Regions from separate parts of the Homo sapiens genome. Here region 1 is linked to region 2. Evidence: chromatin loops called from intact Hi-C (ENCODE). Cell type or tissue: B cell. All regions are shown on one strand. Links, peaks and the distances in the headings refer to the core of each region. The heading gives the core; the rest is flanking DNA. Region 1 overlaps B4GALT1 (beta-1,4-galactosyltransferase 1). Region 2 has its middle 36 kb from the start of B4GALT1.

What was found. Peaks named below come from ENCODE experiments on the same cell type or tissue, not always from the same donor. Only the 100,000 strongest peaks of a DNase experiment are listed, where the experiment ranks them.
Region 1: a loop joins it to region 2, with 4 times the contacts of the local background. A loop is called at or near these places in 5 of 110 quality-filtered maps.

Annotation. Positions count from the first base shown.
Region 1 is chr9:33,124,182-33,126,681 of GRCh38, forward strand. The region is part of intron 2 of B4GALT1 (beta-1,4-galactosyltransferase 1); the gene reads right to left. Among named protein-coding and RNA genes, the nearest start is that of MIR12117, 17 kb to the left of the region's middle. RefSeq lists an enhancer at 640-689. In B cell, for the core only: a CTCF peak has its summit at 965; DNase peaks (open chromatin) are centred at 770, 1,470 and 1,970; H3K4me3 peaks cover 1,556 bases; H3K27ac peaks cover 2,500 bases.
Region 2 is chr9:33,196,630-33,209,951 of GRCh38, forward strand. No RefSeq gene overlaps it. Among named protein-coding and RNA genes, the nearest start is that of B4GALT1, 36 kb to the left of the region's middle. RefSeq lists an enhancer at 5,688-5,737. In B cell, for the core only: no CTCF peak of the experiment used is centred there; a DNase peak (open chromatin) is centred at 6,082; H3K4me3 peaks cover 670 bases.

The DNA.
Region 1 (2,500 bases), core at 1-2,500, 77 kb before region 2:
GATAAGAAAGACAGGCCCTGGCAAGCTCACCAAGCCCCACCACTCACAAGAGGCGGGAAGACGCCCAGCTTCACTCCTGCCCTCCTCACTGAGCACACTCATCGGTACCTCTGCCCCTCCATTTGCTCAAGTAAACATTGATCAAGCACCAAATACACCACAGTGACAGACACATGCATTTTTAATCCCAGGAATGCTGGCTTCTTTATTTATTAGCTATGTGACTTGGGGTACATCACACCTCCAGGCCTCAGTTCCCTCTTTTGTGTTATGGGGAGAGCATGTGCATTGTATTAAATGAGACAACATTGTCTACCAACATAAGATTAGGTCCACCCTTTAAAAGCTGGGTTTTTCAGAATTAAGAAGACCCAGCCCGGGGAGGCTGAGGTTGCAGTGAGCCATGACAGCACCACCGCACTCCAACCTGGGTGACAGAGACCCCATCTCAAAAATGGGGCCCCACTGCCTGACAACAAATGTTGGCTACTATCATTACAGGAAGAGGCTTTCCCATCCATCTTGAACAGTCAGACCATTCCAAATGTCTCTTAGATATCCTACCTGGAGACTCTGCCTTCTGTAGTGTTTGCTTCAAAATTCCTCCCAAATCCTGCTTCTCTGATGAATGGGAAATTACTAAAAACATTTAAGGCTCAAGGGAATTAGCCTGTGGCTTACATGATTAGAGTTTCTCACAGCAGAAGAGAGTCAGGGGGACCTCTGGAGGCCTGTGAAATGCGTAGGAAGTCACGCTTGGTGAAGAGAAGCCAGCATGCTGGGTGCAGGTGTCCCTTTCAAAGACGCAGCTTTTAAAGGGTGGGCCTAATCTTATGTTGGTAGACAAGAGTTACAGTTATCCCTTCCTTCTAGGTCAACTGGCTGCTTTTAGAAGGAGAAGACAGGCCCCCAAAAGAAAGGCCAGAAAACATATAAAATCCCCAAATGATTGAGCAGAGACTGCCACAAGATGGGGACTGGAGACAGCAGACAGAATCGACCAGACATAGACTCTGGAGGCGGTGCTGGGAGAGAAGGCATCTGTAGGAGCAGAGAAAAGCATGCATGGTGAGAGCATTTGTAAAGGCGGTAAGGAAAAGAGAACAGCCAAGGAACTACAAGAAATTCCGAATGAGTGAAGCCAGAATGAAACATGAAGGCAGCGATGAGCCAAATCACCGAGGCTGGGGAGAAGGGTTAGGTGCTTGTTAAGATACTTAAGCTTTATCTTTATTTAGGCCACAGGGAGCCTTAAACCATGGTTTATATGTCAAGGAGGGATTTGTGCCCCAATCCAACTGAAGGCAAGGAGACCAGTTAGGAAGCTGTTGTATGATTCCTATGAGGCAACAACCGTGGGTAAGCAGACAGTGCCTCCCCCAAGGGCCAAAGGCAGGGGCTCCACTTCCACTTCCATGCCCCACCTGCTCCCTGTGTATGTGCACTACACTTGCAAGCAGCCTTTGTAGGGGCGGGGCGAGAGGTTCAGGACAGGTGCTAGAATCTGGTCTAATCCCCAAGAAAATCCTAACTGTGGTTAAGGAAGGCAAGTGTGGCCTTCCCCTGATTGCAACAGGGGACAGATGACCAACTACAGAAAGCCAAGGGCCACTCTTGTCCAAGTTCCAACAGCTTCTGGAAGAACTGTTCTGTCCAATCACCCTGCCTTCCCTGGATGTCAGGTCCATGTGTGTATATCAGCAGACACATCCCTTATCCATAATGGCTTAGGGACCAACTGTGCCCAGCCTCTCCTGCACCAAAAGACACAGCAGCAACATGGCTGGAACCATTAACCCAAAGCCAAGACTCGCAATGAGTCAGAACTTCTACGTGATAAGAGAGACACTGTTGCTCCTATACACATGCCCTGGCTCATCACAGAGCCACACCCCTCCCCACCATGCAAGAACGCAGCACTAAGCTCTCAACAGGACAGATCCGGGGGCAGGTCTGCAGCCAGTGGCAATGTTTGCTGAAACACCCTCTGTATGCTTTTCTGTGCCCACTGAGACAGTAAGAGGAAGGAACTAGGCCGAGTGGGTTGCATGAAACAGTAACAGATCAGCGGCAGCAGAAGCTCTGACGGGGCATTCCTATAGGCCTAAGTGTGGATCCTGGAACAGTGGACAGGCTGGGAGATGATCCCCAGAGAATTACTGGAAACAGCCTGGGATTATACAAATGCTGAGTTTGTGGAGGGCTAATAATATCTACTCAGCCATGAGTTCACAGCAGTTGGGCTCTAGTTTTGCTTTTGTTGTTGTTGTTTTTTTGCAGGGGAGACAGGGTCTCGCCATGTTGCCCAGGCTGGCCTTGAGCTCCTGGACTCCAGCAATCTTCTCACCTCAGCCTCTTGAGAAGCTGGGACTGTTAGCACATGCCACCACACCCAGCTGGGCTCTAGTTGTTAAACATTGTTAACTATTGTTAACCATAGTTAACCATTGTTAACATTGTTAACTATTGTTAACCATAGCAATATGGTAGCTCAGAGCTC
Region 2 (13,322 bases), core at 5,046-7,545:
TTAGAAAGAACAGAGGTGAGAAGTATAAAAGAAAAATTAGGAAGTATGGAGGATGAATCCAGAAGTTCTATCATACTATTTAACAGGAATTCCAGCATAAGGAAACAGAGGAAATGGAGGAGGAAAAATAAAGAAATAAATAATGGAATATTTTCTGGAGGTGAAAAAACACAAAAGCTTTCACATTGAAATGACCCACTGTAGACCAAGAAGAATAAACAAAACAAAACAAAAAAGACTTACACCCAGATTAACTATGATCAAATTTCAGAATACCAAACATAAAGGAAATACCAAGCAACTTTGTTTTATTCCCTCACATTTGTAAGTGAATTTTTCTAGGAAGAGGATTCACAACAATTAGTCAATTCTCAAGTAAGTAACCAAAAGGAAAGTTTAAGAACCACTGCCCTCTATGAAGGCAGCTTCTCCAAGCAGGGAATCTGGAAAGAAGCTTAACCCCTAAGTGTAGACCTTCCCCCAAAGGTTGCGAAGTTTGCTCCACACATCTAGTTCCATTTACTCTTTTTTTTTTTCACACCTGAAGAAGGAAAGTTTGGCCAAGCTCAAAACCATAATGTCCTTAGTTCAGACAACAAATTATTACACTTTCTTCTTTCTGGGAAAAACATGTGCAAAGATTTTCCCTCGGAAATGTGCCTGTTTTTAAAAGTCTCTAAAACTCAAGAGTGCTAGCATTTGCTACTCTGAAGATCTAGCCAGGAAAATGGGGGCAAAGGGAGGGCCATGAAAGCCCACTGTGTCCTTTTAGTGTTGGGGACGTGAAGACACAGGCCTGATCAGTGTACAAGGCCAGGACTGGGAGGCTGGAAACTTGGGTTAGAGCCCTGGCTCCACTACTTCCAACTGTGTCATCCAGGCCAATCCCTTTTTACTGTTTCCTTGTCAGTGAAATAGGAACATACTTGTTCTGTCTCTCAGAATAGTTCTGGGGCTAAGATGGTAAAACAATGAAGACACTCTCTGAGACCTCAAGTTCTAAACCAAGGGTCACTTAGGCAAGTGCCTTCCAGAGCCAGATAGGTAATGCAACTTTGTGAATTGGCCACATTAGAAAATGGTGGGAACCCAGGATTGATTTATGATATGGTTTGGCTGTTTCCCCACCCAAATCTCGTCTGGAATTTTAATCCCCATAGTTCCTATATGTGGTGGGAGGGAGGTGATTGGATAATGGGAGCAGTTTCCCCCATGCTATTCTCATGATAGTGAGTTCTCATGAGATCTAATGGTTTTCTAAGCATCTGGCATTTCCCCTGCTTGCACTTCTCTCTCCTGCCACCATGTAAAGAAGGCCCTTGCTTCCCCTTCACCTTCCGCCACGATTGTAAGTTTCCTGAGGCCTCCTCAGCCATGTGGAACTGTGAGTCAATTATACCTCTTTCCTTTATAAATTACTCAGTCTCAGGTATTTGTTTATAGCAGTGTGAGAACGGACTACTGCAATTCATTGTTGGGCATGCTGAATCTAAGGTGCATACAGGGAAATATAGTTCTAAACTACGTTCTAGGAACCTTAGTTCCAGGAAATATTAATATCCCAGGAAAAAAGGTGGGGGACCGTTGAGGGTCGTTCAGTTTCCCTAGAAAACAAAGCCTGGGGCAATGGTTATATGCTGATGTTTTTAATGAAGGCACAAATCCAGAGCCTCAAGAGTGATATAAAAGGGAGGGCTGGGAAATGATGCAAGATGCTTGGAGGAGCCAGCGGCTCCTGGCAGCAGCTGGCTGGCCACAGAACTCCAGAGTTGGCTGCAGTGGCAACAGTTAAGGAAATGCAAAAGGCTAGGATCCAGGACTTAGGCAGGCTAAGAGAACCTATGAAAACACGTAGAATGTGTCCAACATAAATGTCAAACAAAATTAAGAAACACTAGGTACTACATGCCGCCTCTTAGAAATCCGCAATGCATATTAGCACATTTAACAGTTCTAGAAGTACCTCAGCAAGGAAACCAGTTTCATTTTATTTGATCCAGCATTTCCCAAGCTTATTTGACCACAGAACCTTTCTTTCACGCACTGCTCATCTGTAGAACTCAGTTCTGGTCAGCTATGAATACTGGAATTTGGGGCTTAGGAAAGAGGATAGATTATAGATATGAATTTGAGATTAATAGTGATTAAAGCCAGGAGAATAAAGGAGATCATCCTGGAAGAGTTTCTACAATGATCCTAAGCTTGAGTCCTGGCATACATCAATATTTAAGGGACAAACATAGGAAGAAGATCCCTGAAGAGAGAAAGGGAAGAAACCATTGTAGAATTAGGAGAATCAGGAACCATCACTAGGTAGTAATGACAGTTAATTTTAGGTGTCAACTTGACTGGATTAAAAAATTCCTAGAGGCTGGGCGCCGTGGCTCACGCCTGTAATCCCAGCACTTTGGGAGGCTGAGGCGAGTGGATCACGAGGTCAGGAGACTGAGATCATCCTGGCTAATGTGGTGAAACCCCGTCTCTACTAAAAATACAAAAAAAATTAGCCAGGCACGGTGGCGGGAGCCTGTAGTCCCAGCTGCTCAGGAGGCTGAGGCAGGAGAATGGTGTGAACCCGGGAGGCGGAGCTTGCAGTGAGCCGAGATCGCGCCACCGCACTCCAGCCTGGGCGACAGACTGAGACTCTGTCTCAAAAAAAAAAAAAAAAAAAAAAATTCCTAGAAATCTGGTAAAGCATTATTTTGGGATGTGTAAGTGTGTGATTCTGAGTGAATTCTGTGGAGAAGATCCACCCTTAAGGTGGGGGGACAGCATCCAATCTGCTGAGAATCCAGAGAGAACAAAAACAGAGAAAAGGTGAATGTGTTCATCTATCTGCTGGAACTGGGGTACACTCTTCCTCTCCTCTCCTTGGACAACAACTCTGGGCTCCCCAGCCTTTTGATTCCAGGACTTAACACCAGAGGCCCCTGGGTTCTCAGGCCTTTGGCCTTAGACTGGGAATTATGCCTTCAGCTTGCCTGGTTCTGAGGCCTTTGGATTTGGACTCAGCCACACCAACAGCTTCCCTGGTTCTCCAGCTCGCAGACAGCTTGTGGCAGGACTTCTCAGCCTCCGTAATCACATGAGACAATCCCCCGAATGATGCTCCTCTCATATGTCAATGTAAACTAAAAATACAACCCTAAACCCCCCAGCCCACTGAACAGATCCCCTCTTGTCCAACGGGACCCCAGAAAAACCTTAAAAATGGAGTTCCCAGTCATGACAGGACAGGTCAGACAAGCCTCGTTATACCCCCTCTCTTTTGCAATGTAGACAGAACAACTGATCAGCATTAATATTAAAATTGAGACCATAAGGCTGACAGAATGGACTGTTTGTAGGAATAAGAGACCGTACAGGTCACCCTGACCCAGTGTATCATGTCTTGCTCTTGCAGCCCGACTCTGGCATAGCATCCCATGATGGTTAGCAGATTTCTTAACTAATGTATGTTAAAATTAAACCTAAACATTCCTTCATGCTGACTCCAAGATTTTAGACAAAGCCTTACTCCTTTACCCAATTGCAAATTAAAGAATCTCTCAATCTACTTATGACCTGCAAGCCCCCACTTCAAGATGTCCCACCCTTTTGGGCCAAACCAAAGTATAATCTCCATGTATTGATTTATGACTTTGCCTGTAACTTCTGCTTCCCCAAAATGTATAAAACAGAGTTGCATTGTGACTGCCTTGGGAGCACGTACTCGAGGCTCTGGGTTTGTATTTTCCCCAGGCTGCAGTCACTCATACTGGTTCAAAATAAACCTCTTTAAAACATAGTATATATTACAGAGTTTTTTTTTTTCCATTGACAGTTTCTCTCTATAGATACAGACACAGATACAGTAGATATTGATATATATTGATTCTGTCTCTCTGGAGAACACTGACTAATACAATAGTTAAAGTAGAAAGGAATTTATGACCAGGTATAGGTGAGCAGAGGACACCCCAGGCTTGAGTTACTAAGAAATCCATCTTCCCGATCAGGCATTACCCTAGAGCTTGTTAGAGATGTAAAATCTTATATGTCATGGCAGATCTACTGAATCAAAATCTGCGTTTTATCTAGATTTTTCAGGCCATTCATATGAACATTAAAGTTTGAAAAGTTCTGTCTTACAACATTACTAGCAGGGCTGGAGGGGTAGACTTAAAATGGAGCTTCCAGAAATAATTGTAAACCCTAAGAATCATCACGGTTCTGCCATCACTGATCATGAAAGAACCTGCCACCACTCCTGCCACAGGAAGCTACTGGGCCAGAAACCAGTACTGATTGGGGACTACAAAATCAATCTGCCACAATCCACATCAGCAAAATGAATGCCCTACCTGCATCCTCTCTCTCCAGTTAACTTAGTTTCAGGTTCAAGTTACATGCAAGTTTATAGAATGATAATTCCTAAGCTCATTTGGATTGCCAGCTGCAATGGAGTGTAGGAAGTGTGACATCCCAGCTGTAATGTACTGGAAGGAGATGGGAAGGGATGTTATGTGAACCAGTCCGTAGAATCCACCATTGGTGGTGTCATGGAAGCTCTGACATGAGCTTCTTTATATCCCTCCGTATCTTTTCTCCCCCTCATTCATGGTAATCCAATTTTTAGCTAAATAAGGACTACATTTCCCAGCCTCTCTGCAGATAGATATGACCATGTGACTGAGTTTGGGTCAATAATATAAAAGTGGAAATGTCCCAGCACTTTGGGAGGCCAAGGCGGGCAGATCATGAGGTCAGGAGATCAAGACCATCCTGGCTAACACAGTGAAACCCCGTCTCTACTAAAAATACAAAAAATTAGCCAGGCATGGTGGCACATGTTTGTAATCCCAGCTACTCCGGAGGCTGAGGCAGGAGAATGGCGTGAACCTGAAAGGCAGAGGTTGCAGTGAGCTGAGATCATACCACTGCACTCCAGCCTTGGCAACAGAGTGAGACTACGACTCAGAAAAAAAAACAAAAAGTGGAAATGTCACATAGCAGCTTCTAGGAATCTTTGAGAGAAAGTAGGATCATGTCCTTTACATTCATCTTTTTTCCTCCCTCCATTGTGCTGTTTGGAGCATGAGATGGTACCGTCTTAGACTAGGAGGTTGAGGGCTACACCCTAGGAGTTGGCAGAGCTTTGAGTTAGGAAGAACCTGAGGCCAGGTGCAATGGCTCACGCCTGTAATCCCAACATTTTGGGAGATGGAGGCGGGTGGATTGCTTGAGTCCAAGAGTTCAAGACCAGACTAGGCAACACGGCAAAACCCCATCTCTACTAGAAAAAAAAAAAAAATTAGAAAGGCATGCTGGCACATGCCTATAGTCCCAGCTACTCAGGAGGCTGAGGCGGGATCGCTTGAGCCCAAGAGGACAAGGCTGCAGTGAGCCGTGATCACACCACTGCATACCAGCCTGAGCAACAGAGCTAGACTTTGTCTCCAAAAAAAAAAAGAGTATAATCAACAGGCAATAGCTGATAGAAAAAGTAAGGCCTGAGAAGTGGCCCCTGGATTTGGCCCTAGACTGTTGATGACATTAGCAAGAGCAGTTTCAGTAGAAGGGGCAGGGCAGAAGCTAGACTAGAGACTGCTGGGAGAATGAGAATCGAGAAAGTAGAGGGAGCAAGTACTGTCAACCACTTTGAGCAGCATGACATGGTGATCAGGAGACAGTGAAGGCTGTGGGCTCCATGGAGGGTTTTCCTGGCTTTTCTCTACTTTTAGGACCAGGGCAGACAGAGCAAGGGTGGCCTGGGATATCCAATGTCATTCAGTGTTGCAGCCCATCTGGTGGCTGTGGCCTTCATAGCCCTGGAAATGCTGATGCTGTCTCAGAAACAAGGGGATAGTGGGAACCTGGAATAAAGGAGGCTGGAGGATGATTTAGGCTCAGCCAGAGTAGATGCTGTTAAGTCCTTCCCGTTGGGCTGCTCCACACTGGGGTGCCTCTGGGCATCCTTCAGCGAGAGGCTGCCCCTAGTGTCCCCTCCCTCCCCGCCTCTGGTGCTGCCGGCTGCATCCCAGGCCTGGAACCAACATGCCGAACAGCCTCAGCACATCTGCATAGCTGACGTCAAAGCAGACCACAGTTTGTCCTCTGGGGAGGAAAGGGAACCACAGTATGTGTGTTGGTTTCTCTTCTATCTGAAAGCTCTTTCGCCCTTTTCTGCACTCAGGCCCCTGGCTAGCTTTCCTGATGTGCCTCTGGGATTCTTCCCCTTGGCACCTCCTCAACCCCGCCCTGCAGTCCCAGGTTTATCCGTTTCTTGTCACCTTGTGCTCAGCTGGGAACCCCTCCCTGCCTTTTCACATCCCTTACATCACTCCCTGAACACACTAGTCACTTACGTCCTCTCCTTCTTCAACTTTCTTTCCTCTCAAATGATAAAACCACCTTCCCAATCAAAGATTTATTGTGCAGGGAAGTTTTCCCAGCTCCCCACGGTAGTGAGATTAGCCAAAGGCGAATCACATGGGGGAAACTGGAGAAGGAAATGGCCCAGATTTACACCAGAGCTGTGGGGAGCAGAACCAGCAGCCAATCACAGAGGATCCTCCCTGAGTGGCTGACCCTTTGCGGGGACATAAAGTGTCCATTTATCTCCTATCTTGGGAAGAAGTGAGGGTCCTCACGAGGGCCTGGCACTTGCCAGTCTGCCAATTGCTGGGACGAATCTCAGGTTTTATTAGCCCCTCAATGGTCTCATGTATCCAAGGAGAAAGTGAGGGTCCCATGTCTGAGCCCAAGCAGGGGTTGCTCTCACCTTGGCAGCTCCCCATCTCCAGGATGTGCTCTTGCTACTCTGGAATATGGCAGCCTCTGCAAGTGATACTGGGCTTACAACACAGAAAGTGTCTCAAAAAACTTATAAGCATCCCTCAGAAACCTCTCCTGCTCCCCACTCCTGGGGCCCCATCAAAACCCAGCTTCCAGTGTTTTAAATCAAAATATAGCAGCCACAGAAAGCCTTCAGGATTGATAAGAGTTGAGCCAAGCAGATTCAAATAGCAGTAGGTCTGGTACCCTACAATGGTCTTGCCCTCCTCTGACCAATATGTCCTGGATGAGGAGGAAGAATTCAGCAAAAGGAGCAAGCTTCCCTCAAGGTGCTTAGGAAAAAATACACACTCTGGACACTGAAAAGCTTGGGGCTGATCCTATCCCTGCCACTGCTGACTTTGGGTTCTTTTTTTTGAGACAAGATCTCACCACGTTGCCCAGGTGGGTGTCATGAACTCCTGGGCTCAAGTGATCCTCCTGCGTCAGCCTCCTGTGTGGCTGGGACTATCGGCGTGAGCCCACTGTACCTGACTCCTATGGGTATATTTTTAACTTCTTTGAGTTTCCACTTTCTCAATTGTAAAACAAGGCTTATATTTCCTTTTACCTAAAATTGTAAAAAATTAAATGAAATTATGCATGCACAGTTCTTGACTTTTATTAAGTTACTAACCTGCTTGAAGGTAAAGCTTCAGAATAACTTCTTGTTTCCCATTTTCAGAAATTCTCTCCTCTCTGCTTTCGGCTTACCTTTCTCTTCTCTTATCATTTTCTTCCCCAGCACCTGGAAGGTCTCCTAGGTCCCTGCTATTCAAAGGTTCAGGGCAAGCAGTATCACTTAGGACCTTTTTAGAAATGCAGAATCTCAGGGCCCACCACAGACCCTCTCTGAATCTGAATCGGCATTTTAACAAGATTCCCAAGTTTTTCTCTGTGCATACTAAACTTTGAGACGTGCTTGTACTAGATCACCCCTTTCTTCTTTAATTTATGACATCAAATAGCACTGGTTTCAATAATTCACACCACTAACAGGAGTTTCCCCCCAGCAAATTGCATACTACTTACTAAAATCTCCTTGATTATGATACTGGAGTAACAATAAGTCATAATATTAATGAAAATTATAGCACAGTGTAACATGTGTTTAATGCTTTGGTATTTACAACATGCTTTTATACCCACATAATCTCATCTGATTCTAGAATATGGAATAGTTATCAATCAGTGAATTGATGAATGAATGAATGACTTGGGGCTATTTGGTGGAGAGAAACTGGATTATAAGAGGATTTTGAGGTTATATCAGTGAAGAATTTTGCTCAGCTGCTACTAAGAGAGATCCAAGTCAACAGTGGTCTAAATAAGACAGGGTCTTAGTTTTCTCCTAGGAAAGGCCAGGCAGGTATGGGGACTCTATCTACAAGGTCTCCAGATTAGAATTATTTTGTCTTCTGCTCTGCTATCTGTGGCACATGACTTTACTCCTTAAGATCACCTCACGGATAAAAAATGACTGCTAGGGCCTCACCCATCAAGTCCATGTCCCAGGGAGGTAAAGGAAGAATGATGGGGGGAAAGATGAAGTGGTACTTGCTAGCTAAGTTAGCCTCCTTTATACAGCTTTCTCAAAACGCCACCCAATCACTTCCCCTTACTTCTCATTAGCCATCCCTATCTGCAAGGAAAATGTAGTCTTAGCTAAGACTAGGCACATTGCTGCCCCCAATATAGGAGTAAGGAAGGTGGGATAGTGGCTATAAGGAAGAAAACTAGCATTCTTCCTATGGCATGAATGACAGGAGCATGAATGAAAGGGAGAGATTGATATACAAATCATGTTCAGTGTGCCAAGGCCTTTCTGGAAGTGTTTCGTATTTCTCCTTATGTAATGGCTCAACAAGGAAAAGAGTCAGGACAGGATGGAGTGGTCTCTGCTGGGCTGCTTCTGGGGAAAAAGAAAATGTCTTTCACTGATGTATTAGCTGAGGGCCCAAAGTTGGGTAATGTGAGAAACCAGGACTCTCAGCTGGCCCAACTCAGCTGAAGTATTGCTCTCTCTTCAAAAGATGCTGGCTTAATGATGGAGTTATCATCACTCATGCTCTTCTTCCTATATGGGATGCTCCCCTCACTCTACATCTGAATTCCCAGCTCCTTCTACGCAACTCCCACTCAGTCCTCAGTTCTTAGCTCATAGGTTCTTTTTTCTTTTTTTTCTCTTGCTCTGTCGCCCGGGCTGGAGTGCAGTGGCGCAATCTCGGCTCACTGCAAGCTCTGCCTCCCGGGTTCATGCCATTCTCCTGCCTCAGCCTCCCAAGTAGCTGGGACTACAGGCGCCCACCACGATGCCTGGCTAATTTTTTGTATTTTTAGTAGAAATGGGGTTTCACCATGTTAGCCAGCATGGTCTCGATCTCCTGACCTCATGATCTGCCCGCCTCGGCCTCCCAAAGTGCTGGGATTACAGGCATGAGCCACCTCACCTGGCCAAAGCTCATATGTTCTCATAACCTTGTTACATGTTCTCATAAACCTGGAATTTGGTCAGGTGTGGTGGCTTACGCCTGTAATCCTAGCACTTTGAGAGGCTGAGGCAGGAGGATTGCTTGAGCCCAGGAGTTCAAGATCAGCTTGGGAAACATAGTGGTATCCTGTCTCTACAAAAAAAATTAAAAAATTAGCTGGGTGTGGTGGTACACACCTGTAATCCTAGCTACTTGAGAGGCTGAGGCGGGAGGATTGCTTGAGCCCAGGGGATCGAATTTGCAGTGATCCATGTTTGTGTCACTGTATTCCAGCCTAGGTGACAGTGCGAGACCTTGTCTCAAAAAACAAAAACAAAAAAACCCTTGAAATTTACTTGTTTGAGATCTGTTCCTGCCCCAGTCTTTTATTCTACCTCCAAGTAGAAGGTCCCTGAGGGGAGATACCATGTCTATCCTATTCATCAGTGAATTTCAAGCATTTTGTACTGTACCCAGAACACAGTAGTTGCTCCACAAATATTTTCTGAATGAATAAATATATCTTATAATAAAGTTCATACTATTTCTTAGCGATCTTTGGATTGTAATTAACAAAAATCTACCTAAACTAGTTTAATCAAGAAGGGGAACTTATTTATAATGATACTGGAACATCTCATAGAGACAAGGGACTAGATTATAGCCTAGCCTCAGGAATGGAGTAGAACTAGAAACTCAAATGCCACTGGGAATCTTTCTGTTTGTCATTCTCTCTCATAAAACCAGATTCTTCTGCTTGTTACTCCTATATAGTAAGGAAAATATGGCTGCCAAGAGCACCTAACTGTTATATGTTGTTGGGCCAATCAGCTGGAGGGGAGTTAATATAGCTCTCTGTTCTCTCTTTCTTCAATATTCCAGCATGGCTCAGGTGCCTGACCCTGGACCAATCAAGTGACAAAGGGTCAGGGTCATATTGTAGAAACATGGCAGCTCCCACTACAACCTTGTGGTTTGGGTATGGGAGAGTTGTTTCCTGGAAAAGAGGTTTTAGGAAGACAAAAAAAATGGGTGTCCATTGGAGCGAGCATCACTCATCCCTGCCCCAGCACTGGCTCCTTGACCATAGCTCTAGCATTTCCTTAGATTGATGCCTGGATCCCTAGCACCTCCAATGGGTCTTGAGGGCCCTTGCCAGAGGCCTCTGATAGTTTCTAATCCGATTCTTTGTTTACTCCCCTGAACCATTTTCCCCCAATAATGCCAGTATTTAGAGATACCATGGGTGCTTGAGACTTCACAGGGAGGAAGAGGCAGCCTGGCCTCCTCAAGATCCAAGAGATCTTGCTGGGCTTTACTGCCTGCAGAAGGTGACAGTGGAGTCAGGAGAGCTGTTGGACAAGGACAGACCTCAGGTGGGGGCAGCTCTCTTCATGATTTCCTTCAACTAGCACCCTACTCCTCTTACATCTGGTCATCATGCAGCTGTGAGGGATGGGCCTCCATAACCATCTGACAAATGAGGAAACTGAGGTCCTTAAAGGGGGCAGGACATGAGCATGGTCATTTAACAGATGTCTCAGTTCATTATGTATTGCTATAACAGAACATCTCAGGCTGGGTAGTTTATAAAGAAATTTATTTCTCACAGTTCAGGAGGCTGGGAAGTCCAATATCAAGGTGTTGGCATCTGGTGAGGGCCTTCATGCTGCATCATCCCCTCATGAAAGGTGGAAAGGCAAGAGGGGTGAAAGCAAGAGTGCAAAAGTGTGCTGAACTCACTTTTCTTACAGACCCAATCTCTCAAGAACTAATCCACTCCTGAGATAATGACATTAATTCATTCATTAGGGCAGAGCCTCCACAACCTAATCACCTCTTATTCAGCCCCATCTCCAACACTGTTGCATTGGGTATTAAGTTTCCAACACATAAACTTGGGGGACACCTTCAAACCATAGCAATAGATAAATAGCAAAGAAAACACTTGAACTTAAGCTTCCCTTCTTTATGCTCCAGCTATAGGGACTGGATGAGTTTAACATCTCTTCTGCAGAGACAATGCTGTGTTCAACAGATATAGACTACGTTTCCCAGGATCCCTTGCATGTAGGTATGTTGTGTGACTGAGTTCTGCCAATGGAAGGAGGTGGAAGAGATGCATACCACTTTCACATTTGGCCATGAAATATTCTACACACTTAAGCTGGGTGCAGTGGCTCATGCCTGTAATCCCAGCACTTTGGGAGGCCAAGGCGGGTGGATCACCTGAGGTCAGGAGTTCGAGACCAGCCATGGCCAACATGGTGAAACCCTGTCTCTACTAAAAACACAAAAAATTAGCTGGGCGTGATGACAGACGCTTATAATCCCAGCTATTCCGGAGGTTGAGGCAGAAGAATCGCTTGAACTGGGGAGGTGGAGGTTGAAGTGAGCCAAGATCGTGCCACTGTACTCTAGCCCGGGTGACAGAGCGAGACTCCATCTTAAAAAAAAAAAAAAATTCTACACACTATCTCCTCCACCTGTGAGGCTGGAAGCAAAAGGGTCTGAGAATGGTGAAACCTCCTAATGGAAGAAGGCCAAATCTCTGATTTCACCCAGGAGAGAGTTCCCTATCAAGATCTGCATTGGATTTTGCTGAAGCAAGTAATCAATCTTTACTCTTAAGCCACTAAGATTTTGAGGCTATAAGTTCTTATACATAGCCTAGCATACCCAGACTAGCACATCTCTGATGGAGCCCCTCTTCTCCACAAAGAGTTAGACTTGATCTCCCACAGCACTGTATCTGCCCCAGCCCTCACCACCTTCTCCCCTGACAAAGACCCAAAGTACAGTTTTGCAATTAGAAACACAGACCTTAGGTCTCCTCAGAACTGAGTCTGAACTCCAGGTCCACCTCAGACAGACCTAAGCAGGTTTCTTGACCTCTTTAAGACTGTTTCTGCATCTGTAGAGATGGTACCCATGTCAAAATGTGGTTGTAAGGATTAAACGAGATATTATATAATCAATGGTTCACAATAAGATGATGCCACTCTCTGAGGACAGGGGATTGGAAGTTTGTAGGGCCATTTTTAGTTGTAATGATGATTGTGGAACCCTTCTGGCTAGGGATGCTAGAGGTACTGTGACAGGGCACTCCCACACAATGATAAATTGTTGCTTGTTCCCCACACCTTTCATATGGTTCATCATTCATTTGTCTGACATTACAATTACATGAGCCTAGAACCTAACTCTTACATATAATCACAAAATATTGTTGTGTGGCTTTAATTGACTTTTAATTTATTGATTCTTACTTTTTAATTGCAATGAGGTCTCTCTGTGTTTCCCCGGCTGGTCTTGCACTCCTGGGCTCAAGCAATCTTCCTGTCTCAGCCTCCTGATTATCTAGAATTACAGGTGCATGCTGCCACACCCAGCTGTGTGGTTTTAAGATATATTAAATAGTCCAGGAATATCCAAGGGTGTGGACAAGGATGGGGAAGACAGAAGGGATATGGCAGAAACCCAGGTCTGGCAGGAGCAGAGCTATCACCACCACTATGCCCAGGGAGTGAGGGGTGGGAGATTACTAGAACCTGGAAGAAGAGTGTATGTTGCAGAGTGGGCGGAGTGTTGCAGAAAGTGTTCATTTCCTAGGGCTGCCATAACAAATTACTGCAAACTTGGTGACTTAAAACAGAAAAAAGATTCTCAAATTTCCAGAGGCCAAAAGTTTAAAATCAAAGCAAGGTCACATTCCTTTCAAAGGCCCCAGGGAAGAATCCTGCTCTTCCAGCTTCCAAGGGCTCCTTGGCTTGTGGCTGCATAACTCCAATCTGTGCCTCCATCCTCATGCAGCCATCTCTTCTTCTCTGATTTCTCTTCTGTCTCTTATAAAGATACTTGTGATTAGATTCAGGGCCCACCCAGATCATACAGCACGATCTTATCTTGAGATCCTGAATTACATCAGCAAAGATCCTTTCTCCAAATAAGGTCATGTTCACAGGTTCTGGGAGTCAAAACGTGGGCATATCTTTTTGGGGGCCCCCATTCAATCCACCATGGCCACTGTATTAG